Regions from separate parts of the Homo sapiens genome. Here region 1 is linked to region 2. Evidence: read pairs that join two places in POLR2A ChIA-PET (ENCODE). Cell type or tissue: PC-3. All regions are shown on one strand. Each heading gives the region's core, and the rest is flanking DNA. Links, peaks and the distances in the headings are about the cores only. Region 1 overlaps SVEP1 (sushi, von Willebrand factor type A, EGF and pentraxin domain containing 1). Region 2 overlaps LPAR1 (lysophosphatidic acid receptor 1).

Region 1 (10,059 bases), core at 2,529-7,528, 410 kb before region 2:
AGTAGACTTGTTCACCTTCACTTCTCCAAAAAAGGAATGGAAAATTCCCAGGAAGTTGGGAACCAAGCAGAGTTCCCATATGCTGTGTTCTAGTATCTAAACATGCATCTCACTTTATTTATTTACTCCTTCATTCATTCACCAAAAATTTATTAATGCTTACTCCAAGTCCATATGTTTTTTAGGAGAGGCTATAAAAAAATAAAGGAGGCATAATCTTGCCCCAGAGGAATTCATAGAATATTAGAGAAAAGAAAACCTACCAAACATTATAATACCATATGGTAAGTGTGAACAGAGAGAAGATATTTATGACCCTCAAATTTCAGGTCTAGCTGTGTCAGAGCTATAAATCTAAGGGAGAAGGGATGAGAGGAAAGGTGTCATAGAAGTTAGTTTGCTGTAAATCGAGAAGGACTAGTAAGAAATGAACGGACACACAAGGCATGAGGGTATTCTAGGCAAAGGGAACAAAACTGCACAAGTGGATTCATGAAAAGGCTTGAAGTGACTGAGGAGTCACTAGCAGCTTGGGGTATCTGGAGCATAAGATGCTGCAATGATCATACCCAAGAGATCATTCAACCCTAGTAGAATCACAGAATTTGATATTTCTTCTAAAAGTTTTTAAAAAGAATTACAGTAGTGTTTTTTGAATCATTTTAATGCACTAATCCAATCTGTTAATATGGAACAGGGTTTCTTAACGTCAATATTATTGATGTTTGTAGCCTCTCAGGGGCTGTCTGGGGCACTGTGGGATGTCTAGCAGCATCCCTGACTGCTATCTGCTAGGTAATAGTAGCTCTTTCCAGCTATGACAACCAAAGTTTCCTCCAGAAACTTTGCCGAATGTCCCCTGGGGAGGGGGCAAAATTGCTTCCTGTAGAGCAACAATCCCCAACATTTTTGGTACCAGGGACTGGTTTCATGGAAGATAATTTTTCCACTGACTAGGGTACGGGATGGTTTCAGGATGAAACTGTTCCACTTCAGATCATTTGGCATTAGATTCTCATAAGCAGCATGCAAACTAGATGCCTCACATGTGCAGTTCACAATAGGGTTCACTCTCCTATGAGAATCTAATGCTGCCGCTGATCTGACAGGAGGCAGAGCTCAGGCGGTAAGGCTTGCTCACCTGCCGCTCACCTCCTGCTATGCAGCCCTGTTCCTAACAGGCCACAGATCAGTACCGGTCCATGGCCCAGAGGTTGGGAACTCCTGCTGTAGAGAACTACCACTGATGGAGCACAGTAATTTATGCCAATCAGCACTTACTACATGCCTGGCCCTTTAGCAAGCTTTTATTCACATCTTATTTAATGTTTCTCACGAGCCTACTATTATTAACCACATTTCATAGACTAGGAAACTCATGTCATAGAGATGAAAAACTGCCCAGAAAAACACAGTAGGTGACAGAATCAGGATTCATCCCACTAACTGGTATCAATAACTATACATGATATGAGCACACAGTTGCATAATGACTGAATCATTCACAAACCACATGTAAGGGAACTGAGCATCCTTGAATTTTACTATCCTCAAACCAATCTATTGTGGATACCCGGGGTTACTATCTCTGTGTGTCTGTGTGTGTGTGTGCACGCACACGTGTGTGTGTATTTTGGCATCCCCAGCACTTAGCACACTATAAGGCACACCATGTTTTCAACGAGTTTGGAATGATGGGCAATTTGAACAAGCATAGCCCGATTTCCTCTAGCTTGGGCTATCATTTTCAAATTGCTAACATTGGCCATCATCTAAACTTGGCTAATCATGTAACATTTAGTGAACAATAACCCCATGCAGGCCCTGTGGAACCAAACACTGGGAATACTAAGCTACAATTTAGAAGCAACTGTTTATTGAAAATATAACCTGGAAATAGCAGCAAAATATTTCTGGATCATTTCTTTGATGGATAATGACTGAGCAATGAGTGCTATGGATGAATTGCAAGTAACAGCATGAACTCTAGGGTCAGAGATCTGGGTCTGCAGGCTAAGTCCACCACTTTTTTAAACTTTTACTTTAGATTCAGGGGTACATGTGCAGGTTTGTTATATAGGTAAACTCACATCATGGGGGTTTATTATACAGGTTATTTCATCACCCAGGTACTGAGCCTAGTACCCAATAGTTATTTTTTCTGATCCTCTCATTCCCCATACCCTCCACCCTCAAGTAGGCCCCAGTTTCTATTGTTTCCTTCTTTGTCTTCATGACGTCTCATCATTTAGCTCCCACTTACAAGTAAGAACATGTGGTGTTTGGTTTTCTGTTCCTGTGTTAGTTTGCTCAGGATAATGGCTTCCAACTCCATCTATGTTCCTGCAAAGGACATGATCTCATTCCTTTTCATGGCTGCATAGTATTCCATGGTGTACATGCACCACATTTTCTTTATCCAATGTCATTGATGGGCATTTATGTTAACTCCACGTTGTTGTTATTATGAATAGCGCTGCAATAAACATTTGCATGCATGTGTCTTTATGGTAGACTGATTTATATTCCGTTGGGTATGTGCCCAGTAACAGGATTGCTGGGTCCAGTGGTAGTTCTATTTTTAGCTCTTTGAGGAATCATCACACTGCTTTCCACAATGGTTGAACTAATTTACATTTCCACCCACAGTGTGTAAGTGTTCCCTTTTCTCAGCAATCTCATCAGTATCTGTTGTTTTTGACATTTTAATAATATCTATTCTGACTAGTATGAGGTAGTATCTCACTGTGGTTTGATTTGCATTTCTCTAATGATCAGTGGTATTGAGCATTTTTTCATATGCTCATTGGGTGCGTGTATGCCTTTGAAAACGGTCTGTTCATGTCCTTTGCCCATGTTTTAATGGGGTTGCTTTTTTTCTTGTAAATTTGTTTAAGTTCCTTATAGGTGCTGGATATTAGGCCTTTGTCAGATGCAGCATTTGCAAATATTTTCTCTCATTCTGTAGGCTGTCTGTTTAGTCTGTTGATAGTTTCCTTTGCTGTGTAGAAGCTCTTAAGTTTTACTAGATTCCATTTGACAGTTTTTGCTTTTGTTGAAATTGCTTTTGGTGTCTTGTCATAAAACCTTTGCCCATTCCTATGTCCAGAATGGTATTGTCTAGGTTGTCTTCCAGGGTTTTTATAGTTTTGGGTTTTACATTTAAGTCTTTAATCCTTCTTGAGTTGATTTTTTATATGGTATAAGAAAGGGATTCTGTTTCAATCTTCTGCATATGGCTAGCCAGTTATCCCAGCACAATTTATTGAAAAAGGAGTCCTTTCCCCATATCTTGTTTTTGTCCATTTTGTCAAAGATCAGATGGTTGTAGGTGTGTGACCTTATTTCTGGGCTGTCTATTCTGTTCCATTGGTCTATGTGTCTGTTTTTGTACCAGTACCATGCTATTTTGGTTACTGTAGGCCCATAGTATAGTTTGAAGTTGAGTAACATGATGCGTCCACCTTTTTTCTTTTTTCTTAGGATTGTCTTGGCTATTCTGGGTCTTTTTTGGTTTGAACTTAAAATTGTATTTTCTAGTTCTGTCATGAATGTTATTGGTAGTTTGATAGGAATAGCATTGAATCTGTAAATTGCTTTGGGAGGTATGGCCATAGTAATACTGATTCTTCCTACCCATGAGCATGGAAGGTTTTCCCATTTGTTTGTGTCATCTCTGATTTCTTTGAGCAGTGTGTTGTCATTCTCATTGTAGAGATCTTTCACCTCCCTGGTTAGCTGTATTCCTAGGTATTTTATTCTTTTTGTGGCAATTGTGAATGAAATTACATTCCTGGTTTTTTTGTACATTGATTTTATATTCTGAAACTTTGCTGGAGTTGTTTATCAGCTGAATGAGTTTTTGGACAGCGACTATAGGGTTTTCTAGATATGGAATCATGTCTTCTGCAAATTGAGATAGTTTGACTTCCTCTCTTCCTATTTGAATGTCCTTTATTTCTTTCTGTTGCCTGAATGCCCTGGCCAGGACTTCCAATACTATGTTTAATAGGAGTGGTGAGAGAAAGCATCCTTGTCTTAAGCCAGTTTTCAAGTATTGTCCTCATTCAGTATGATGCTGGCTGTGGATCTGTCACAGATGGCTCTTATTAGTTTGAGGTATGCTTCTTCAATATCAAGTTTATTAAGAGTTTTTAACATAAAGGAATGTTGAATTTCATCAAAAGCCATTTCTGCATCTATTGAGATAATCATGTGGTTTTTGTCTTTAATTCTGCTTATGTGATGCGTCACATTTATTGATTTGCTTATGTTGAACCAACCTTGCATCCCAGGGATGAAGCCTACTTGGTCACAGTGAACTCTACCTCTTTATAGTTGAATGACATTAGAAAAACTACTTAAATTATTCAAAACTGTTTCCTCTTCTGCAAATGAGAAATGTATGTAAGGCAAAGACTTTGCAAGTGGCATGTGAATGTCACATGCATCATTTTAAAAGAACCAATTTCCAGAACCTCAACATACATATATAACTAAATTAGTATGCTGGAGAAAGTGTCTATGGCACCTTTTCACAATTGCATTTCATTTTTCAAAAGAAATGTGAACTTCTCACCCCTTCAAATTTTACTAGGGTACATTGCCCCGAGGTGAAAAATCTTTAGCATGATTCAAAATCTTGACATTTGGAAACCCTTCTTTAATCAAGAAATAATAAGCAGGGTCTTTAAGAAGCTTTTCTTTTTTTTATTATACTTTAAGTTCTAGGGTACATGTGCATAACGTGTAGGTTTGTTACATATGTATACATGTGCCATGTTGGTGTGCTGCACCCATTAACTCGTCATTTACATTAGGTATCCTCCTTAACTCATTTTATAAGAAGTTTTTCTTAACTACAGGCACTGTTTTACAGCATATCTCCAGAACTTATTCATCTTGCATAACTAAAACTAACAGATAGTCATTTAACAGTCCTAGTAAAGTCTTTTTGGAGGGCATCCCAGAAATTGAGAAAGTGAATGATTGCGATGATTGTGTAACAACTCCTTTTGTACGTCAAAATGTTTCAAATTCTTCAATTTCAATAAAGATGTAAAGGACCTAAGGGACTTGTAAGCTAATAACTCATTTACGATACTTTTTTGATGATAGATAACCGATGTTATTTTTGGCATGCAACTCAGGAGGAACTCCAAGAATTGAGTGACATCAATTTAACACAACTTATTCAAGTCCCATGTACATATTTATATGAAGAAGGTTTTCAGCACTAAAATCCATAAAAGTGAAAAAAGGAAATAAAATTGATGTTGTATGCTCTCTTAACCTAACAATGAATAATAAAAATCCATGGATACATGAACTAATTAACAATGCATCTTATTAAGAAGTGAATTTTCAATAGTATTTTTATGTGTGAGAAAGTATCAAAATGTATAACATGCATGACAAATTATATACAAACAGCAATTGTGATAATAACTCAGTCTAGTAGCACCTTTGGTCACAGAACATTTAAAAATTAATTTCAATTTTTATCCACAATTTTTGTAGTGGAGAAGTACAATTCTGTGATCAACAGAAGGCTTTGGAAAAAAATATGTTACATTAGAATAGAATTATGTAGTGGAAGTAGAATAGAAGAGGACTAAGAAAATAAGAAGCCAGCAAAATTTCTGTAATGAAAAGGGTGCTTGTTAACAAATGGATACTCAAAACATTTGCTATAATATTTAGATTTTAGTAGGTATATTTGAAACTGATACAATAATTTTATTTTAAAATGTCAATACAGTATTATGAATTACCATCTTTTAAAGTCCTGCCAAAAAAATTTAGATGGCCATTTAAAAATCAACGAGGGATTTGTAAATTTTCCATTTTTTTTTTTAGGGGTTACATGAGCAAGTGTTTGAAGATCATGATTCAGTTAGTAGATGTTAAATGTTTTCCCTTTGTTCACGTATCATTTTTATTGGAGAGAGTCTCTTATAATGGGGCTAGGGAAAGGAAGAAGAGAAAGATAAGATCTTATAACAATAAGCAGATATTGATCACAATCCTTATCTTGAGAATTCTTGGCAACTGTATATATTTTTTGAGTATTTCTAAGGAACACAACACACTGACTTTGGGGGTTTGTGATGCTTCACACCAATAGTCTAATTTTATGTGTGTTACAATCATGATAGACTGGAAAATGCACTATCAGGGCTGAATACCTACCTCATTCAATAGAAATGGAACAAACTAGCCTGATTTAGGCAACAGTTACAAATTCTCCAGCTTAAGTTGATGGAACCAGTGTCAACATGCTAGCGATATTCCTTCATAAAAAGCAAATGGGAATACATTGTATAAATTCCTTATACCTTACAAATCCATTATTACATACCACTGAGGATATTTTTGGGGAAAAGAAATCAGCCAAGCTCTGCTTACAGAACAAGATTTCCAAATGTTTTGGTTTTCATTCAAGAATTTCTAGAGCTCTTTGTCCTCTCTCTTTCCAAAGAAATGATATAATATTTAGACAGGAAAGTGTGTATGTGTGCAGGGTAGGAGTGGAGATTTGTGTGCATATATTTACACGTATAATAAGATACTCCCAAATAAATATTCCAGTGTTTCTATTTCGATAGTGTTTCCTCCTTTTATGAAAATAATATAGCTGGAGCTTTGGCTCAAGTTATCTGGCCTTCAGCCTTGGCCTCTATCCAGCTATAATGTTCAATCTGCTAATCATGCCTAACTCATTGAAATATAGTCAATCTCTGCAAAAGAGCACTGTCCTCAAGATGCCTGTTGTCTCTATACTTTGTGTCTCTCAAATCCCTCCGGGGAAATTCAGAACAGCTGCAACTGCTTGGATTTACGACCAGAGTTCACTGACTACTCTCAATGTGATTTGATGATCTATCCATCTTAAAATGACTAATCTAGGATTTGATTTGTTGTTGGCAAAGGTTAATCAAATGTAAATATTTTGGTTTTAAATAAATTAAAAGCATTTTAAGAATTTCTTACCTAGTACCTTTGTGCTAGGAATCCTGTGGTGCTCAAGGCAAACATGAAAATCTTGCAATTGCCTAAGATTTCAGCAATGAGTTCTGTTCCACTTAAAATTCTGGTATTAAAGTTTACTTCTTACTGACATCCTTTTTCTTGAGCACTTACTTACTATAGGCTCTGAAGACAAGCAGTGGGGATACCAAACGAATTAGAAAGTCACTGCCTGTTAGCAACACTTATGAAGGAGGAACAAAGACAATAGTTAGGTGTGATGGGAAAGGGAGCCAGAAAATGCATGAATAAAGATCCAAGGAATGAAATAGCATACGAGCTGCAGAAAACTAGAATTAGTTCGAGCTTTCAGCTCAAAGAATAAAGGAGAGGTCAAGTCATGCTAAGCCTTTATACCATGTGAAGGTGCCTGAACTTTATTGTATGAGTGGGTCATAATTCGAAAACATTAAACAGAGTACAGTATGACCAGATTTGAATTTTATATAACTCATTCTGTTCTTTTCCTTCTGAGTATTAGGTTGAACAATATGAAGATGCTACTTTGTAAGTTTAAAATGATCAAATATTGATAATAAATATTGATAATATTATAAGGGACAAACTAATACTTAACAGATTTTTAAAGTATATATATACACATATATGTATGTGTTACATATATATGTATAATATATGTACATTACATATATATATGTATATTTAAATAAGAAATGCTTCATGAATTTGCTAGTCACCCTTGCACAGAGGGGCCATGCTAATTTTCTCTGTAACACTCCGATTTTAGTATATATGCTGCCAAAGCAAGCACAAAAATTATATTCTTAATTGTGAGTCTGTTTGTTAAATTTCTATCCCATAGAATAATAAAAATTGAAATTAATTTTTAAATGTTCTGTGACCAAAGTGGCTAGACTATAGACTGTGCAGCCAGAAAACTCGAGCTCATATCCCAGCTCTATTAGCTGTGTGACCCTGGACAAATTGCTTAAGTTCTCAGACTTTTAGTTTCCTTATCTATAAAATGAGAAAATGCTCCAGAGAGTTATTGTAAAGATTACGAGTTAATATAAACAATGCTTAGAAAATGGTCTGGTACATAGTAAGCACTATTTAATATTAGCTACTATTGTTATTATTATCAGTTATTGCTCTCATCACCATCATCATTATCATTATCATCATCATCATTCTCACTATCCAAATGCCTAGGTGAAAGGTAAAGGATGAAGACAGTCATACTAGTAACAGAGGTGGAAATGTAAGTAACACCTTCTTTTCATTAGATCCACAGTTTTGCAATACTGTTCCCTTAGCTGAAATTTAATAACTAAACCCAGAATAATATTTTCTCCATCCTCTAAATCTAATTATGTGGTGTTAAAATACCAGACCTACATTCCTGAGTCATCCAAAATATTTGCAGTAAATGAAACAGAGTTATGTAGGGTTTTTTAAAAAAACAACAACAACAACAGCAAAATACCAATGCTTTTGTAAAACATTGATTGATTTACCACAAGAAAAGTATTGATATCTGGGTATTCCTGTTTTTCTCCATTTCTGGTTTCTTAAGGAGTAATGTAACATCAAGAGAAAAGAACAAGAACGACAAGACCACTAGCTAAAAGCACATGATTAACTTGAAACTAATTCATTGAAGTTTTGAGTCAAGGGAAATTATAAACCAGTTCAAACATATCATATGCTATAAAACTGAACTCTTTGACAGACTATTACTTGTCAGTGATTTCTAACAAATACCTCTAACAAAGACTGGTATTCAAGTTAGGATTTTCATGACATGGAACAGATCTACAATTATTACAATATTTTTGTGCATCAGGATCTTGTCCATGAAGTAGCTGCTTACTGTGACAGTGGCGTTCATTTCAAGGGAAGCCACCGCCTTGGCTACAGATTTGAGAGGTCATTGTTTGAAGACTCAATTAACCCAGACCACCAATCTCCCACAACAACGAGGAAGAAAGAGAAGACCACAGTAATATCATGATGGTCAGCTATCTTTGGTCTCAAGGGTACCTGTGAGATAGCCTTGGCCTGGGAATTGGAATACCTTAATTCTACTTCAGCTCTGCCACAAATTTACTACATGATGATGGGATGGGATTTCCTCATCTTCCGAACGAATGATGAGGAAAAACCCTTATGGGCATTTCTAATATTCTACTTGTCTATGAAACTAACAAATATAACTCATCTCAGCATCTGTCCTTATCCTAATCAAGGTAAACAACCTCTACTTTTTGTCTGTTTTATTATTATTGTTTTTAAACTTGTCATTGACCTGAAGCTTAATAACATCTGCTTTCTTCAACATTCAATGGCACATTATTCCTCTGCTTTCTCCCATCTAATAGTCTTGCTTTTCACTGGATACTCATCAGATTAAAAGTGTATTCCACCTTTAGTAGGTGCAAGGGCTCTTTACTAGGTGCAAGGCCTGTGCGCCAGCATGCACTGGTGAATGCACAGGATAATACCCCTAGTCTAGCCTAGAACAGTAGAATTCATAAGATATACGGTTGTCACTTCATACTTGAAGTAATTATCTTAATGCTCATTCATTAGCTTTCTCATGACAATTATATTATCTCAAAATAATCGTTAATAATAAAATCCGCCCCTGGTTGAGAATTGATGTGCCACATACCATCTTATGTATTCTAAGTATATTCTCTATTAACCCAACTAGTTTTGCATACACATACACACATGCAATCTATATACATATCTACATACATCTATATACATAGATATCTATATATATCTATATACATAGATATCTATATATATCTATATACATAGATATCTATATATATCTATATACATAGATATCTATATATATCTATATACATAGATATCTATATATATCTATATACATAGATATCTATATATATCTATATACATAGATATCTACATATTACATTTATACATATCTATGTACATAGACATGCATATATATGCATGTAGATATGTATAAAATTATACTATAATTTAAGCCCATTTTACAGAAAAAACTCAGAACAGAAGAAATTAAGTTGCTCA
Region 2 (10,059 bases), core at 3,148-8,147:
ACCTACATGGTTCAGAGAGAATCCAATTTAACTGCAATTGGACTATAGGCCAATAAGATAGTCAGGGCTATAATGACAGAAAAATAATTATGGAACATAATGGGGAAAAATGTAATCAAAGGAGGTGGCCACTTATCTCTCGCCAAAGAAGAAATCACCTCCCACTGAAGCAGATGTATGGGAGGGGAAAAAAAGAAGAGATAGAAAGAGAAAAAGATTAAATGATGGGACATCTCTGATTTGTGTCCTCAATGTGTTTTGTTAACATAGTAACATTGAAAATAGAACAAGCCATTATGAAGACAAAAGAAATCAGTAAAAACATCACAAAAATAGTTTTTTATTGCTACTTTAACAAATTGCTATAAATTTAGCAGCATAAATATACAAATTTATTCTCTTACAGTCCTAGAGGTCAGAAGTCCAAAATAGGTCTCACAGGACTAAAATCACCGGGAAGGCAAAGCTCTGTTTCTTTCCAGGAGCTCTAGGGGAGAATCCGTTTCCTTGTCTTTTCCAACTTCTAGAGGCTGCCCACATCTCTTGGCTCATGGCTACCTGTCATCTTCAAAAGCTAGTAATGACTAGTCAGGTCTTTCTCACATGACTGACACTCAATCTTCTTTCTCACTCTACCACATTTGATGACCCCTGTGATTACACTGAGCCCACCCAAAAATCTAGGAGAAACTCCCCATCTCAACATCTTTAACTGAAACACATCTGAAAAGTCCCTTTCTCTATGCAAGGTAGTAGCCACAGGCTCTGAGGATTAAGTAATGGATATCTTTGGAAGCCATTATTGTGCCTATCAGAACAAACTGAAAAACAATTTCTGTATTAAAAATGGCAATGCAGGTAATGAAAGGAAGTATAAAAATTCCAGAAAACTGAAATGGCAGGTAGAAGACTAAGGAAATTCACCCAACACTCAGAAAAGAGTCAGAGATGACAAGAACAAAAGAAAAGAAGGCACATATAGGAAAAAAATTCAAGATGCACCAGGGGTCCAAGAAAGATTAGAAGGAACCTGAAAAACACAGCTCCAAACAGAAGACAAGTAATTGCCTAAAAAGAAAGGTCTCAGATTAGTGATTTAAATTTATGTAGATTACAAAACAAAGTTAATTAAAAGCAACTAAAATGTAGGTGTATCTTGATGAGATTTTGGGATCTCAATGGTAAAGAAAAATTGTAAGAGTTTAGAGAAAAAAAATAACAAGTCAAATATCTAAAGACAGAGAGAATCAGAACAGACCCATTATACAGAGAAATTTTTTGAGATACATAGCCAATTACATTGATGTTTTCATACGAGGACAATAAAGAACAGTCACAGAAATGTGAGTATTCAGAAAGAATGCCATCTACATTTCATCTACACTTCCTTCGTAGAGAAAGTGTATATAGTATTTAACTCTTGAGAAAAGAAAAAAATAAATACACACACACACACACAATAAATACAAGACCCTGGCAGCAAGCATTAAAACCCACAGAACATGATTCTAAATAATTGTTCTTCATAGGGTTATAAAACTTAAAGCAAATATCAAAAATAATTATTGAAAGAAGCTATACCTATTAATAAAATAGCAATTTAATAATAATCTGGGATTAAAATTACTTACTGTATAGATAAAAACTTGAAATGGGGAAGCAGAATGTAAACATATTAATTTTCTCTTATTACTCAAGTAAAAATGAGATGATTTAAATGTGACAAGTTTTCAAAAATAAAGTTAAATATGCTGATTCAAAAACCACTGAACTGAATAATACACTAAAGCAGAATGGCAACTTTTTGTATTACTGGAGAAAAACAGAGTGCAAAATAGGAGGAAAGCATAAGCAATACATAGAATGACAATTTTGTAAAATTTATGTAGGTGAGATTATAGATGATTTTTTCATCTTTAGAAAGTAGCTCATATTTATTGCAAGAAATTTTGGGAAGAACAAAAATACACTCATACAAAGTCCAATAAGTACTTTTCCAAAAAGCTCATTATAAAATCCAAATCACCATAATTAGAAACTTCTCTGTAATACGAAGTTATAGAATTTCACCCTGCCCAAGAAACAAAAACATAAATAAGATAGCATTATTCCCAAATTCAGTTGTCCTCAAAACTGAAAAGAGAAGTTCATATTCATGCCCTTTTCTCACCCATCAATTATTTTGTCTTAGGATGATAGGGTTCGAGGGAAGTGATCTCACTGGCTGCTCTATAGAGTAGATGTTACAAATCTCAGAAATTTACCTCACCTTATTGTGTGATCTCAAAATAAGTTATAACAAATCTGTCAAGCCTAAACGCTAAAGAGTCACATATGTTGTTTACCTTCACCATGCAATTCATTCATCCATGCACACATTCTTGAACGTTTATAGGATACCAGGTTGGGCATGGCACTGCATTATGCCTTCTAGGAGTACGACTGATGCACCCAAGTGCCTGGCATGGAGCCACTCACAGTACATCTGATGTGTTCTTCCATCTCTTGAAAGACAATTACATACTCATTGGCCAAGAGGAAGAAGGAACAGTTGGCATAAACTCACATGCTAGTAATTACACCAATGTGATTTAGTATTTAGATATGAATGTAAATATGTACTCTACTGAGATACTCTAAGGGAGACTGTAATCTATGCTGATAAAGAACTAGTAATAAGATATAAATCAAATCAAACCAACTTACTTCCTCCACTTCTGTTAAAATACAATAGAGTGAGCCGGGGCGGGGGCCTGATTTGTAGCTTTGGTTTAGCAGATCTCTTTCTGATTCTCATTTTCAACTAGCTAATTTGTTTTTCAATAAGTTCCAAAACTGTTCTGAATCTCAATTGTCTCATTTGTAAATTAAGGTAAGGATGACCTCTAAGACTTTTTAAATTCTTATTCTTAAATTCAAAATAATCAGGCCTATTTTCTTTCTCCAAAAAAGATTAGAAAAGAGACAGCATAGAATTTAATTAAATTCCATTAAGTCTCTATTAACAAGAAAAAAGTCCTCACCCTTCTTAGAGCTTCAAATTGGACATTTTAAAAAGTGAGATGTTTTGTCACAATAACTAGAAAATGGGCCACAAAACAATACTGATATCCACTAAAAATGATTTTAAACTAGAATACTTAAAATCGCTGAAGAATATGCAACTAGTAAATTTTAGGAGGTTTATCTGAAAAAGTACATAAAATGCTACTTCTTATAAAATAATAATGTATATCAATGTGATATACACATATGCAAAAAGAAACTGTGCAACACATAAATTGTAAGTTAATAAAAGTACTTTTTATCTATTATAGCCCATTGTCTACCATGCTGAGAAAAGGTACACATCATCATACTTGTCAAATTTCCAAAGAGAATTCTGTGTCAGTCCTAAGAGGAAGGAATGGAAAAATTCACTAAAAACACTAAGATGTGCTGGATAAAGTATAATAAATAGTCCTTAGATGCACTGCTAAGCTAAGAGGGAACTTAAACCAAGGTGAAAGGCTGTCCAGGCAGCAGATTGTCAGAGATCATGAGGACAGGGCTTTAATACTATTGGGAAACAGAAGATGAGCCCTTGGGCTTGACTGAGGCAGTGAGTTGGAATTGAGACCCACCCACCAAGCTAGCAGTCTCTAAGATCTTCGTATTGGTAAGTGTGTAGATCAAGAAAAAAAAAAAAAAAGATATCCCTACTTGCACTGGGAAGAACAAGGAAGTTTTGTCAAGCTCAGGCTCCAGATTGGAAAATAAATAAAGAGTCCCTTAAGAAATCATGACTCTAGTCCCATAAATCACACAAGGCTGGGATTTGAACTTAGACTACCTGTCAAGTCTGAGAACCCTCAGGAGAAGAAATTAACACAAACCAAGGTCCTGAGTTGGTGATATCCCCATGCTCCTCCCACTCACCGCCTAACACTAGCAAACACCAAACTTCTCTGGAGGACGAGACCTCAACACAGCCAGCCACACGGGATTCTCTCAAACCAGCCTCACTGAATATAAACTCATCTTCCAAAAGGAAAAAAACACAGGAGGATGCCACATGTGAGAATCCCCAGAACAGTTCACAGCAGGATTAGACCCAAGAATGTCAGATAATAAATGATTAAAGACAAAACGGAACTGACTGCATTCTCCCTTTTCCACTTCTATTGGTTCAAGAGTTATACATTGTTTCTATTCTTTAATGCTTAGTCTTAATATTTTAACATGCACACTTGACTAGAAGTCTGAAGGTAATCCTCTTCCCTTGATATGTTTTCTCTCCAGTGCCTCCACTCCCATCTTACATGTTACTGTGGCTCAACATTCTACTTCCATTTGTTCTGAAGCCTACCTAAAATTACTTGCTATTACTTATTTTCCCAGTTTATTTGGTTACCCCATAAGAAGCCAGTAGAATCATCTTACAAGAACAAACAAGGAGAGTAAGAACAACATGAATTATGAGTTAATCTAATTTAAGACCATAAATGAGAGTTTCTAAATAAAATGCAAGTAAATCAAATATGTATCTTCAAGATACACACAAACACACAGAAGATGGGGTGTGTGTATATATGACTAAATGGGTTGTATGTATATCAATTTCTTACGACTAAATAGGGTTTCCTCCAGAATGCAAAGATGATTTAACATTTAAAAAATGTGGTTACATAATTAACCACTCTAACAAATTGAAAGAGAGAAAAAAAGCCAATGATCATCTCAAAAGACATGGAAAATGTGCTTGGCAATTTTTAATACACTTTCATGATATTCTGACAATCTATAATTAGAAGATAATTAATTTCCCTAACTTATTGAAAAGTAGCTATCAAACATGTACACTAATTGTCATATTTAAGCATTCACTTTCAAAACATTCATATCATATTTAAATATGACATGAATGTCATATTTAAGCATTCACTTTCAAACAGAAACAAGGACAGGCGTGGTGGTTGATGCCTGTAATCCCAGCACTGTGAAGGGCTGAGGCAGGTGGCTCACTTGAGGCCAGGAATTTGAGACCAGTCTGGACAGCATGGCAAAATCCCATCTCTACTATAATAAAAATACGAAATTTAGCTGGGCATAGTGGTACATGCCTGTAATCCCAGCTATTTGGGAGGCTGAGGCATGAGAATTGCTTGAACCTGGGAGGCGGAGGTTGCAGTGAGCGGAGATAGCATCACTGCATTCCAGCCTGGGTGACACAGTAAGACTCTGTCTAAAAAAAAAAAAAAAAAAAACTGGAAATTTTTAAAAAACCTTATTTTTAACCACACATAATATAATCAGTTACACAGAAAATGCAAGACACCTATAAACAAACTGTATTAAGAGAGTTTAACAAATTTTCTGAATTAATCATCAAGCCATATGAATCAACTGCTCCTATAAAAATACCAGAAAAAAAAATTCTAGTTATTATTTCAAGAAAGAACACATTTACAGTAACAAGAGCTCTAACGTATCTAGGAATAAGTCTGACTTTACAAAAGCATACAAGCAAACCTAAATAAATGAAGAAATAAAATATTTTTGTGAATAGAGATGTAAAGATGTCAATTTTCCCAGTATCAATATATAAATTTAACATGATAAAATTAAAATCCCAAAAGGGTTTCTCATGGAACTTGACAGACTCCCTGAACATTGATATGAAAGCACAAAAGAACAACAATACCCAAGACAACTAGAAAACTAATAACTAGATGCGTTATTGAATACTACATTTTAAAGTGATGGTAGTTAGGACATTGTGATATTGGCATAGAAATACATGGATAGCCCAATGGAACAGAATAAAGAGCCTGAAACACACATATTATAACTTGATATGAGAGATATGATTTTACCCATCAATTGAGAAAATGACGTATCTGTTCATTCATGTAATAATACTTAAAAACTGAATATTTATTTTAAACACAGAAATCCGTTTCAGGCAATATGAAAATACACATATAATAAAATATAATTTTAAGAAGAAAATGAAAAAATATATTTATAAGCTCTGAAGAGGGGAATATTTCTAAATATGACCAAAAAGCATCGATAAAACTTGACTAATCAAAATTTTAAGACTTCTGTGCTGCAAAATCTAATGAGTGAAAAGAAAAACTAAATTAGTAGAAACTTTAGAAACACACATAAGAAAGACTTTCTCTACAGTGAAATGTAAAGACTTCTTACAAGTCAAAAAGGGAAAAGACAAACAATCCAACAGAAAAAGGGGCACCGATGTGGATAGGCAATTCACAGAAGAGAAAACCTTAAGAGCCAATAATCACAAGAAAAGAAAATTACATTTACAGGGAATCAGAGAATTAATTACAAACTGCAGTGAGATCCAATTTATTTCCATCAGGTTGGCAAAAATTACCAAGTTGGAAAATGTCAAGAGTCAGTGAGGTCAGTCCTACAGTGCTAGTGAAAGTAAAATTTAGTACAATAGCTTTGAAAAACAGTTTGGCAAAAACTACTAACTATGAACATGTTCATACACTAGATCAAAAGATTCTAACCCTAGTTTAAAAAAAAAATCACACATGTGCCTAACGAGAGACACATGAATTCCAATTGCCACTCTTTTAAAATATCAAAAGCAACACAAATATTTATCAACTGGTGAAGGAATAAATCACAATATTACCAGAAAGATATAAAGCAGTTAAAATAAACAAAGTATAGCTTTAAATATGCTAATGACTAAAGCAATTTGCACAAGGATGCATGCAGTACATTATTCTTGTGAATATTAAAAACTTGCAGAAGCCAAGACGGCTGACTAGAGGCATCTGGTACTCACCTCCTCCACAAAGAACAGAAATAGCAAGTAGATAGTCACACTTTAAACAGACCACCTAAAAAAGAGTACTAGAATTCAACAGAGAAGTGACAGGAAACACCTAAGGCAAGGAAGAAGAGGGAAGCAAGGCAGCCTGCTGTTCTGGGACTGGCGAGAAGCCTGGAACAGCTCTTCGATGTAGGGAAAGGGGAAGTGACCTCCAGTGGTCCACAATCCCACCAGACTCCAATCCTAGCCACAGGAGAGCCCCTCAACCCAAAAGGGCCCTGAAACTGATGTAGGGAGCTGCCTGGAGACCATGCAACAGCGTTACTCCAGAGACAGAGCTCATGCCAATTCCCACCTTCCCCCTCACCCTCTAGTCCTAAGCAGCTACAGCAAAGCACCACTTTGAGAACCCAGCCCCCACCAAACTGCATCTACCCAAGGGGCCCAAGACCCTCCTCTCTCCACATATCTGAAGCTACACTGACACCCTCTGCTTACATCTACCACCACAGCTGACTGCCATTGGCAGCAACTCTGCTGCCCACGATAGCAGGGCTACAACACACTTAAAAGTGCCCTGAGGAAAGGCTACTCTGCTTATAGCTGCTACCTGGGGCTGAAGCATGTGCTCTCCAACCACCTGTCTGTGGTTGCTGCCACTGAAAGCAACCCCGCCCTCCCCAGCAGTAGGACCACAGCACAGCCATTGCCACCCCCACCAAGCATTCCACTGCAGAACTGAGGATCACCCCGCCCCTGCCTACCACAGCTAGCACCAGCACTTGGGAGCCTGAGGACACGTCCACCTGGCCCAGCTCCACTGTCTACCTCCAGTGCTCAAGCATGCCATCCAGGGGCCTTGGGATCACCCTGCCCCAACCACCACCACTGGCACCTGAGCACACTTCCTGGGGATCTCAGGATGGGCTCACCCAAACTGCCACTATCACCTCAGTTGGCACACAGACGTATGTGCCAACTGCAGGCCTGGCGACTGGCCCTCCCAGCCTGTTGCAGCCACTGTCAACACAGTATGGACCACCTGGATCCCACAGGGTTGCCCCATCACTAATACTGCTATCTCCCACACCACACCTGACACTCAGAGGGACCTAAGGACCTACCCACATGCCTGGCCCACTCAGGCAAGCCTGGAGGCTCAAGAATCAGCCTGCCTGGACCTCTTACACTGGTACCAGCATACACCAAGAACAGGCATGCTCAGCCTGCAACTGCCACTACTGAGGCTCAGGACTGACCCATCTGACATCCCCGGCCCCAGCAAACCTTTGCCACAGCCTCCACAACCAACCACACCCAAAGCCACTTAAAGAATTACAGACACATAGTCCGGGCGTAGTGGCTCATGCCTGTAATCCCAGCACTTTGGGAGGCCGAGGTGGACAGATCACCTGAGGTCGGAAGTTCAAGACCAGCCTGATCAACATGGAGAAACCCCAACTCTACTAAAAATACAAAATTAGCCGGGCATGGTGGCACATGCCTGTAATCCCAACTACTTGGGAGGCTGAGGCAGAAGAATGGCTTGAACCCAGGAGGCAGAGGTTGTGGTGAGCCAAGATCGTGCCATGTCACTCCAGCCTGGGCAACAAGAGTGAAACTTGGTCTCAAAAAAAAAAAAAAAAATTACAGACACTACTGATGCATTTACAGCCAAAGAAATTATATGGAGACTACACTACTTCACATACTCAGAATCAAAGCCAAAGTGACCTACACAACCAACACCATAGATACATCTTCAGGAAAACATCCTCCCCTATGAAAGTAAATTCCCAAAACTGGAATAAGAAAATTTTATATCAGATGTGCAAATTATCAACATGCGAACAAAAGAAACACAAAAAAGCAAGGAACTATGACACCTTCAAAAGAGCACAATAATTCTTCAGCAATAGACTTGAATGAAAAAGAAACTTATGAAATCCAGGACAAAGAATTCAAAATAATAATATTTTAAAAAATAGTGAATTATAAGAGAATTCAGATTAAACAATAAAAAGAAATCAGAAAAGCAATTCAGGATATAAATGAGAAATTTAGCAGAGACAGATATCATTAAAAAGAACCAAACAGAAATCTTGGTACTAAAGAATTCACTGAAAGAAATACAAAATACATTCAAAAAGCTTCAACAACAGACAACAGACAAGATCAAGGAGAACAATTTCAGAATTTGAAGACAGGTCTTTTGACATAACCCAGGCAGACCAAAAGAGAAACAAAAGGATAAAAAAAGAATGAACAAAGCCTATGTGACATATTGGACACAATATACTGATCAAATATTTGAATTTTACATGTTCCAGAAGGCAAAGAGAAAAATGAAAGGGAAAGAAGACCTATTTAACAAAATAACAGCTGAAAATTTCCCAAGTCTAGCAAGAGAATTAGACATCCAGATATAGGAGGCTCAGGGATCCCCAAACAGATACAACCCAAAAAGGTCTTCTCCAGCACATAATAATCAAACTATCAAAAGTCAAGGACAAACAGAGAATTATAAAAACCTCAAGAAAAACAAAAAGCATCAAGTCACTTATAAGGGAACCCTCATCAGACTAACAGATTTGTCAGGAGAAATTGTACAGGCCAGGAGAGAATGGGATGGGATGACACATTCATTCGAAGTGCTGAAGGAGGAAAAAAACAAACAAACAAACAAACAAAAAAAACTGCCAGTAAAGATACTATACCCAGCAAAGTTATCCTTCATAAATGTAGAATAAATAATGTATTTCCCAAACAAGCAAAAGCTGAGGGAATTACCACTAGACCATACCTACAAGAAATGCTTCAGGGAGTCCTACACTTGGAAGTGACAGGATAATTTCTACCATCATGAAAACATACAAAAGTGTAAAACCCACTGGTAGAGCAAACACACAAATGAGGAAGAGAAAGAATTCATATGTTACCACTAAAGAAAACCACAAAACCACAATGATAAACAGTAAGAAAGAAAGGAAAAAGGATACATGAAACAACCAAAAATCAATTAACAAAATGACAGGAATAATCCCTCACATATCAATAACAACCAAGAATGTAAACAGATTAAACTTTCCACTTAAAAGATACAGCCTGGCTGAATGGATTTAAAAACGTGATCCAACTATACTGTTACCCACAAGAAACTCATCTCATCTGTGAAGAAACATGTAGACTGAAAGTAAAAAGACAGAAAAAGATATTCCATGCAAATGAAAACCAAGAATGAACACAAGTACCTATACACATGT

What was found. ChIA-PET counts read pairs that join two places held together with the same protein. Peaks named below come from ENCODE experiments on the same cell type or tissue, not always from the same donor. Only the 100,000 strongest peaks of a DNase experiment are listed, where the experiment ranks them.
Region 1: POLR2A ChIA-PET joins it to region 2 with 15 read pairs; 1 of 35 experiments calls an interaction of 5 or more read pairs at or near these places.

What each region holds. Positions count from the first base shown.
Region 1 is chr9:110,531,998-110,542,056 of GRCh38, forward strand. The region is part of intron 3 of SVEP1 (sushi, von Willebrand factor type A, EGF and pentraxin domain containing 1); the gene reads right to left. LOC124902331 (U6 spliceosomal RNA) reads right to left here and starts at 7,801; the gene lies at 7,693-7,801. In PC-3, for the core only: no CTCF peak of the experiment used is centred there; a DNase peak (open chromatin) is centred at 5,024; H3K27ac peaks cover 1,959 bases.
Region 2 is chr9:110,945,238-110,955,296 of GRCh38, forward strand. All of the region lies in intron 4 of LPAR1 (lysophosphatidic acid receptor 1), which reads right to left. Among named protein-coding and RNA genes, the nearest start is that of LPAR1, 88 kb to the right of the region's middle. RefSeq lists a silencer at 7,480-7,529 and an enhancer at 7,564-8,063. In PC-3, for the core only: no CTCF peak of the experiment used is centred there; no DNase peak of the experiment used is centred there; H3K27ac peaks cover 4,842 bases.